Linked DNA regions of Homo sapiens: region 1 is linked to region 2. A link is an interaction called in ENCODE POLR2A ChIA-PET data of the cell type or tissue named here. Cell type or tissue: MCF 10A. All regions are shown on one strand. Links, peaks and the distances in the headings refer to the core of each region. The heading gives the core; the rest is flanking DNA.

Region 1 (4,400 bases), core at 94-4,093, 76 kb before region 2:
GGAAGGCCATCTCCACGGAAGAGACTGACAAGGCCGATGCCTTTGCCTTTGCCTGCAAAGCTGCAACACTGCCTCTCTTCTTGGGCTAGGAAACACCCAGCTTCTCCTTCACTGGTTTTGGAAGGCAGGCAAAAAGCAAAACAAAAACAAGAAAGAACCACCAGAGCACACACCTTTCTAGGTCAAATCTCATTTCCTAATACCAACAACAAGTTTGACACCTTTTCATTACCAGCCTTGGACTTAAACTCCACCCTCTCTCCAGAGTGGGAGTGGACCCAGATGAGCAACCCAATCGCTTATTCTAGGGTCTGGGCAGTATCCCCTACTCAGTTCCATGTTTGATTTGGTTACGGAGGGATCGTCATTGAGCCAGTAGCATCAGGACCTCTGTTCCACAGCCGCTCTTTCTACAAGAGTCTATGCACTCCTCCCCTAGAAGGACACCATCTGCCAGCAGGAGGAAACCTCTTTTCCTGCCACTGTCTGCCCTGGTCCTCCTTCCCTATCTCTGAGGCATCTGCAATCTTTCATGCCTGGCTCTCTAGCCTAGATAGTTCTAGAACACTGGAATATATTAAAACATTCATACACACACACAACTTCTTTCAACAGCATAAGAACCTAATGTTGAATTTTCTTGAGGTTTTTTTTTTTTTTTAGCTCTCCTGATAATTGCTCATGTGTGGACATATTAAGATCATCATTCCGCACTAGTGATCACTATCCGAAAGTCAGGGAAAAAATCAGACTGTCAAAATCAAAACAATTTCAAGTAATGAAGGTTTTGGGTATAAAATATGTGTTTAAGGGATTTTGTTTAAAAATACACTTTGGCTGTCACTTTAAAAAGATTCGACCAGGGAAGAAAAACCACTATGCATGATATGGAAGTAGAAATTTATTATAGGAATTGGAACTTGCACAATTGTGGGAAGAGCAGGGAAGGTAAAATTCTGAAAAGTGGAGTTAAAACGGTAGAGAAAAGCCACAGACGACTCAGAACTTACAGTGATTCCTGGGAGCCAGCACGTCCTGCTGCCGGAGTGGGACCTCAAAGCCTATGGAAGGTTGTTGGTTCTTCAGGTCTACGGCCTCTGTGAATTCTCAGCAAAGCATCTGGTAGAAGGCCTGGTAGAAGACCTGGGACAAGGTCACCATCAGGAGGGAGGGGGGTGCGAGGACAAACAGGAACCTGCTAACACCTCTGTGTCTGTTTCTATCACCAACAGGTGCTGATAACCTTCAGAACATGGCAGCTGCTTTCCTTCTGCCTCCCAGAACTCACAACTTCCCTTTGGACCAACTCCAATCTGAAATTATGTAGAAAGGGAGAGTCTGAAAAACATAGTCCCAAACATAACCAAGTAGACAATAGAACAATCTGGCACATTGATTGGTATTTTGACTTAACCGCCAGATCACCAGCAGCTCATTGTAGGCAGGCGCAAGTAAATATCTCACCTCAAATGCAACAAGTACAAAATGAATGCATCATAGTGTCCCAGGCTTCCATTAAACAAAAACAAATAAATAAAACAAACAAAAAGCAATCTTTTATCCCTCAGCTTTATTAATGCATAACTAACAAATAAAAATGGTATATATATTTATGGTGTACATCATGACATTTCTTTCCGTGTATACAAAAAGCAATCTTTCTGAGTACTGCTCAGTTACCACTACCTCTAAGTGATCCTGTGTATTCCACACCCTAAGTGTCCATCTGACCTTCCTCACTGCCCTGTGTCCCAGCAGTCTCTGCCTTCTATCAAGCTTTCCTCTTTGCTTTCCCGCATTAATGAAGTGCTCCTCTCTCTTGCCACCCTGCCTCCAATCTCGCCCTGCTCCAAACCTTCCATTAAACCACATGAATCTTTCTAAAATGTAAAATTCTGCTTATTTTACTTAAATTATTTTAGTGACTCCGTATCACCTATCATATACATCTTTCTTGGTGTGATATGAAAGACCCCTCATATATATTCTGACCCCCACCTACATTTTTAGCCCCTCTCCTGTCCTAATCCCAAATGCACTGTGCCCCAACTATTTTAAACTATTTGTAAAACCCTGATTATAGGATTATGTCAACACAGGAGTCTGTGTGCCTTCCTCCCCTTGCAAATACAGTTGCCTGACAAACTCCTTCTCATCCCATAGGATTTGACTCAAACATGACCTTCTTTGTGGTGTCCTCCTTGTTTCCTCACCTTCTCCCAATCCCCAAAGTCAGTCCATAACATTCTCCTAACAGTGGATAGCATGTGCCATGCTGTACCAGGTCTGCTGATTTACATGTCTGTCTTCTGTGCTAGTTGTGAGCTCCTCAATGTTAAGGACCACATCTCATTCATCTTTGTAGTCCCAGACACTAACACTTCCCAGGTGCATGGTAGGGGCTCAATAAACATTTGGTTAAGAAATTAATTGATGAATCACAAGATCTGACATGTTTAAATATTTTATTCCATATTTATAGCTGCTTCCATACAAATTATGATTCCCATAAAACATAGGTTTACATTTACCAAAAAAAAAATTAATTTGGGGGTAATCCAATACATGTACATGGCCAAATAATGAAATTCAGTTTAAATCTTGAAATGGCCCTAAATCATATGACCTCATTGATCAGATTAATAAGATTATTTCTAAATCTCAATTTCACCAGTGATGTTTAAACATATTTTTGACCTGCCATTGGAATACAGAACAACAAAGGAAACATCTGGTTGTTCTTAACTTTGGGGAGACAAATCCATTTGTTAACAGTAGCAATAGGAGAGCTGACAGAACCTGATAACAGCTCCAACACAGGGAGCTCAGCCCACAACAGATGGACCAGACACTTCAGGGAAAGCTTTAAAAAGATGTCTTTTCTAATTCAGGTTATACACTCCTTGAAAGTTCCTTCAACATAAGCATGAAAGTTTGCAGATGATTTTATCAGGTCTGACAGCTTTTTTCTAGAGGTTAGTTTGCAATTGCCTCTCGGGAATAGTTTGGTTGAATTTCACTGGATTTTGTAAGTAAAGGCAGGAATGTTTCTAATAAGTCAACAAACTGAAAGTCCTAAGCAGTTTGCATCACTGCCAACTTTCTGAGTGCGACCCTTGGCTGGTCAGAGTTTGTCTGTGTTCTTTTTTTTTTTTTTTTAATAACTCTTCATCAGCTAACCAAGGTTAACCCAGAGTTATTGCTATTTCTTCTACATGTTTTGGACATAGTTTAATAGTAATTATGTTTAGGCTCTAATGATGTAAAAAAAAAAAAAAAAAGAAAGAAAGAAAGCTCAAACCCTGGCCAGTGCAAAATTATTGGAAAGCATTTTAATACAACTATCTTAATCATATTTCTAAATATGTTAGTCATGTATAATAGTTACATTGATTCTAATCAAACTCTCCAAACATTCTATCCCTTTTCAATGCCATAAGACCTATATATTCCCTCTTAAACTGTTAAATTTTGTAGCCATTTTTAAATGGTCTAATTTACTTTTGGACTCACCAAATAAAAGATGCCTAAGTTGATTATTAAATCATTCCTATTGGAATAGAATAAAGTACTTAATCATATTTGGACAAGGCAGTAGTTAATAAGAACCACACACTGAAGTACTTTCTAATATAATGTCCCCTTACATACACTACAATTAGTAAATTGTTTGGTATATTGGCTTTAAATGGACTGGCTTCAGTAAAATTTTGGTTGATACTTAATATTTTTTAATTATTTTCACCAGACTTTGGAACTGTTTTCATAGCTGGAGAAACTGATCCACAGGGGTTAAATACCAAAGCACACATCAAGTTAGCCATAAAACCTAGAATTGCAGTAATTACACAAACTCACACACTCACAGACACATTTTTAAACTCCATCCTTAATGAAATGCTGATCGATGAAAAAAAATCACTTTATTTTTCTTGGCACATTATTTTCCAAGATAGGTTATTTTAGTGTCAAAGTTTAAATTAACAGATGGACTGGATAAGTTCATTTGGAAATGATGCTATAGTATGCTGCATAAAAATGAAAATTTTCTTTCCCAAAATTTACCAGAAGGTAAAAGACAGAGAAAGAAAAGAAAAATAAATGAACATGACTTTGGAGATAGAGGCATCGATAGGTCAAAGAGTTATGGAAGCAGCCTTCCAGGACTTTTTGGAAGTCTTGGCCTTAATTTCTCATCTTCCAAGAGGACAGAGATTCTCCAAAATATCCTCTCTTAGGACTTCTCACTGCCTGTCATCTGGTTTTTCCTTTATTTCTCACATTCCCTAGGTTCCCAAAGGAGAGATCAGAAATTGAGAAAACAGAGGCACTAGAGAAGGAACATTCCAGTCCCTCTTCACATCCCACAGGTCTGAGTCCTAGGCACCTACAGCCCACCA
Region 2 (4,400 bases), core at 215-4,214:
CAAGTCTAGGGCTGTGCTGAGCCTCCTCCACCTTCATGTATATGCAACCCAGTGGCCTACTTAAGAGTGAAAGTTTCTCTGAGAACTCCAACACCCTCCTAAAAATCTAAGTGTTCATGTAAGATAATCATTTGGATTTTATCCCAATTGTTGTCAATTATGCTCTGAACTTTATTATTACTGGGTTCTAGGAACAGGACAGATGGAAATTAGATAGCTGGGAAACATCCCAAATTTTAAAAACCTGAAAGCAAAAATGACATCAATCATCAAACCTCATTTCCCGGGCATTGTTAAAACCATCAGGCCTTATTTTAAAGCCAGACCAAGAAGCAGAGTTTTATAATCCAAGTAATAATATATTGTGGGACAGTGGTTTATAAAAAAATACAACACATCATTTCAAAGTAGCTGGGGGCCTGTTTTGACCTGAAAAGATCTATAAATGTGGCTTAAGAGTAGCACAGCTGGAACTAGCTCCAGTATTCCAGACTCCGCGTCCACTACTCTTAACCATTACATCAAGGGAAACTGCCTGGCAGGGAGGATTAAGAGGATATATTTAAAAAATAATCCAGATTCATTGTAGCATGTGTGGTGTCTTCTTTCTGGAGAGAGTTTTGGTTCCTCCATTTTCCAATACAATTGCAGGGATTTGTCTGTATGTGCTGCCAATTGATTGAAAGATCTCTTTCCCTTGAAACCATTAAAAGATCATAGGCAAAGTCTGTCTTGGGGGTTCAGATAATTTGGCTTCAAGGCAAGAGATTAGAAGATGACATATTGATTTACAATGAGGGGAACTGTTGGGTCTTCAGTTCAAACACCCACAAGCCCTGCTAATCTGTTATTACCATTATCATCTACATTTTCCACTTATATTTAAACTGAGCTTGTTGGAATAAGGATGTTATAACTTTTTTGCTGTTTAGGTTGTGGTTTCTCGATCAGGACCATCAACCCCTCATGTGAATTTTCTCCTGGACTCCCATCCAGTGTCTCCAGAAGTGATTGTGGAGCATACATTAAACCAAAATGGCTACACACTGGTTATCACTGGGAAGAAGGTAAGCTGTTCCCACAGGGAATTTCCATAGACGTGGTTTTTCCCAAATGCATATTTACAACCAGTGTCACTTGGCCCTTTATAATGTCTCTCTTCATCTTAAATTTACCCCTCCTCCATTAAGTTCTTTAGTGAGTATTCCAGAGATCTTCTGAAATCTAGTTAATTTGTTCTCCAAGAAAGACTAGACCTAAGGGAGGTCTTTTTCAAAACTTCTCCTTTTGTCCTATATTTCTCAACAAGAAAAATAAACACACAGAATGAGAATTACAGTCCTAATGACAGAGCTCTAGTGCAGGCAGATAAATCCTGGAAATGTACATTGGAATCCGACTCCAACCAATAATCCCTTTTCTCCTAGAGAAGAAAGTGCATCTTGATGCCAGAATGACATGCAACTTTACTTAGAATTTTCCAGAGATTCAAGTGTGTTTTCCCACCACTTAAATTATACTCTCTTGTTATTTTAAAATCATCTCAGACAGGGCACAATGTCCCTACTATGTAGAACCTCTAACATTGTGTGGCAATGCTATGCTCACTGGACAATAATGTTACTTTTTCACATACCTGCTAACAATAAAGGAAAGGAAGGAATCAGATTTTTAAAATTTTAATCACCGTTATGACAGGATTTGCACACATAGTTGCTAAGTCTAGAAAATTCCATCAAATGATATTTACATGTACCTTTTGTGTACTTACTTTATAATTAATTAACAAACTAGATACCCCTCTGGAAGCTCTTTCCACCCCTTCTCTTCACAGATCACGAAGATCCCATTGAATGGCTTGGGCTGCAGACATTTCCAGTCCTGCAGTCAATGCCTCTCTGCCCCACCCTTTGTTCAGTGTGGCTGGTGCCACGACAAATGTGTGCGATCGGAGGAATGCCTGAGCGGGACATGGACTCAACAGATCTGTCTGCCTGCAATCTACAAGGTAGGAATCTCTAACAGCTGGCATACATGTTTTTGTTTGGTGTTTTTTTTTTTTTTTTGGTTTGGTTTGGTTTGTTTTTTGTTTTTTTAGATACAAATCCCACTAATGAAAAAAATTTAAAAATCAATTTACTCATTTAGCTGTGAGTCATCAGCTAAAGCACCATCTCTCTCTTGGCTTTATCCCTCGGGCAGGGAGGGGGTGGTGTTTGGGCATCCCCCCAAGTCCTGCACCTGAAGTGCTTGCTTCACATTGTCTAGGTTCTATCGCTGGGCAGCTGCTCACCTTTAGTGCCGTGTGAATAAAAGAGTGGTGGTGAATAAGCAACAGTGCTCCCCATTTTCTCACACTGGGGCCTGTTCCCTCCTGACTCACCCACTCTCTGATTCCTCGCCACTTCCTATATAGGCCAAGTGCCCAGACATGAGCCTCCATCACAGAAACAGATCTGTTCATGGCATATCCTGGAACCCTGAGCTGAATCCTGCAAACTGGTGATCCCTGCCATGCTGGGGCACACAGGACAGTTTTCTTCCTGTCCGATGCATAGATGGTGGCCTTGTCTGTTCACAGATGAGACTGAAGATTATTTCCCGGGGTGAGGTGGGCAAGGCAAGTGGAGGGTCAACACCCATGGGTGGCTGTGAGTCTTCCTTCAGTGTTCCCAGAAAAAAAAGCAAAGGCTCAACGGATGACTATACTAACATCTATACTTCTGTAAGCCATGCCACTCTTTAATTCATTCCAAAAATATTTATTGAGTGCATACCATTTAGCAGGCTGCCCTCTAGTCCCTGAGGAGATATAGTCCAGAACAAGATGAGCACATCTCTTGCTGATAGAGAACTCAGTTTCTGGCAATGGACATTGGCTCTAACATCGCAGCCATGCTAACTGTGTTGCCTTATTTGCTTAAGCATATATTCGGCACTATGAAAATCTCCACGCAATTTTTAAAAATTTCTTAGTCCAAAACATCTTGCTTAAAAACACTTCCCTGGTGAGAACCCAGTGTGTATTTTTCTCTGTGTGCATGTAGAAAAGTTGGACTTTAGTAAATAGTTCTTATGAAAGATTCAAGTTAAAGGTCTCGGTCACCTGGTTCATGCCCAAGTAAACAAAATGTGCGAGTCAGAACAAGAACCACCCCCAAGTGCATGGCTGTTTTCATTTAGTTACGGTTTGGAGCAAGATTTGTAGTGGGTGACTGGGTTTTAAACCAAGTTATTTTCTGTTAGGTGTGACACAGTTATTAAGACTTAGCTTGATTGACCAGAGAATAAACTAAAGACAGTGACAAAACAAATTTAAATCTATACTGTAGTATTTGTGTACTTTTTTGTTGTTCAGTATACTTTTGGAACCGTATGCAATTTTATACTTTTATAAACAAACAACTTCAGCAATTTGAGACACTAGGAATCTGAACTCTGCTATTCCATGAAATAGATATGGAAAATATATGTGTGTGTGCCCATGCAATTAAATCACAACAATTTCATTTCAAAAATAACCAAGCTGGTATTTTAAGTAAAGAAAATGGTTTGATAACCTGTACAAATGAAACATTTAATTTTTACTAATGTGCTTCCTTTTACTAAGCATAAAAGCTATACTAAAATGCTTAAAAATAAAGTAAATATTTCAGAATTTTCTGGAACCAGAGAATCTCTTGCAATATTTAAATGTCCCTCCTCTCTCACCCTTCTTAACTCTAGCATTCTATAGTTGATGATTCTCAAAGGTTGCGTGCTACCATGCACAAGTCAGTGAGGCTTAAGCTGCAGTTAGGAAGGCAGGGCAGCTGAGTCCATAAATCCCTCTAGGTTCATAGTTGTTAGGAAGATTTCATGCTGCACCAGACTGTGACAGTTAGCATTCTTCCTGCAAAACATAAGACAGACTCGAGGTGGGTGTTAAGATGGCCGAGTAGGAACAGCTCCGGTCTGCAGCTCGCAGCAAGATCAGTGCAGAAGGCAGGTGATTTCTGCATGTCCAACAGAGGTACACGGCTCATCTCATTGGGACTGGTTAGACAGTGGGTGCAGCCCACAGAGGTTGAGCTGAAGCAAGGTGGGATGTTGCCTCACCTGGGAAGGGCAAGGGATTGGGGAACTCCCTCCCCTAGCAAAAGGAATCCTTGAGGGACTGTGTTGTGAGGAACAATGCATTCCGGCCCAGATACTACACTTCCCTATGGTTTTGGCAACTAACAGACCAGGAGATTCCCTCATTTGCCTACACCACCAGGACCCTGGGTTTGAAGCACAAAACTGGGCGGCCATTTGGGCAGACACCGAGCAGGAGTTTTTTTTCATACCCCAGTGGTGCCTGGAATGCCAGCAAGACAGAACCATTCACTCCCCTGGAAAGGGGGCTGAAGCCAGGGAGC

What was found. ChIA-PET counts read pairs that join two places held together with the same protein. Peaks named below come from ENCODE experiments on the same cell type or tissue, not always from the same donor. Only the 100,000 strongest peaks of a DNase experiment are listed, where the experiment ranks them.
Region 1: POLR2A ChIA-PET joins it to region 2 with 5 read pairs; 2 of 35 experiments call an interaction of 5 or more read pairs at or near these places.

The regions. Positions count from the first base shown.
Region 1 is chr7:116,662,729-116,667,128 of GRCh38, forward strand. COMETT (cytosolic oncogenic antisense to MET transcript) reads right to left here. Exons shown (of 5, transcript NR_165033.1): 2 at 1,011-1,313. Among named protein-coding and RNA genes, the nearest start is that of MET, 7.3 kb to the right of the region's middle. In MCF 10A, for the core only: no CTCF peak of the experiment used is centred there; no DNase peak of the experiment used is centred there.
Region 2 is chr7:116,739,018-116,743,417 of GRCh38, forward strand. MET (MET proto-oncogene, receptor tyrosine kinase) reads left to right here. Exons shown (of 21, transcript NM_000245.4): 4 at 933-1,067; 5 at 1,835-2,008. Among named protein-coding and RNA genes, the nearest start is that of COMETT, 53 kb to the left of the region's middle. In MCF 10A, for the core only: no CTCF peak of the experiment used is centred there; a DNase peak (open chromatin) is centred at 2,274.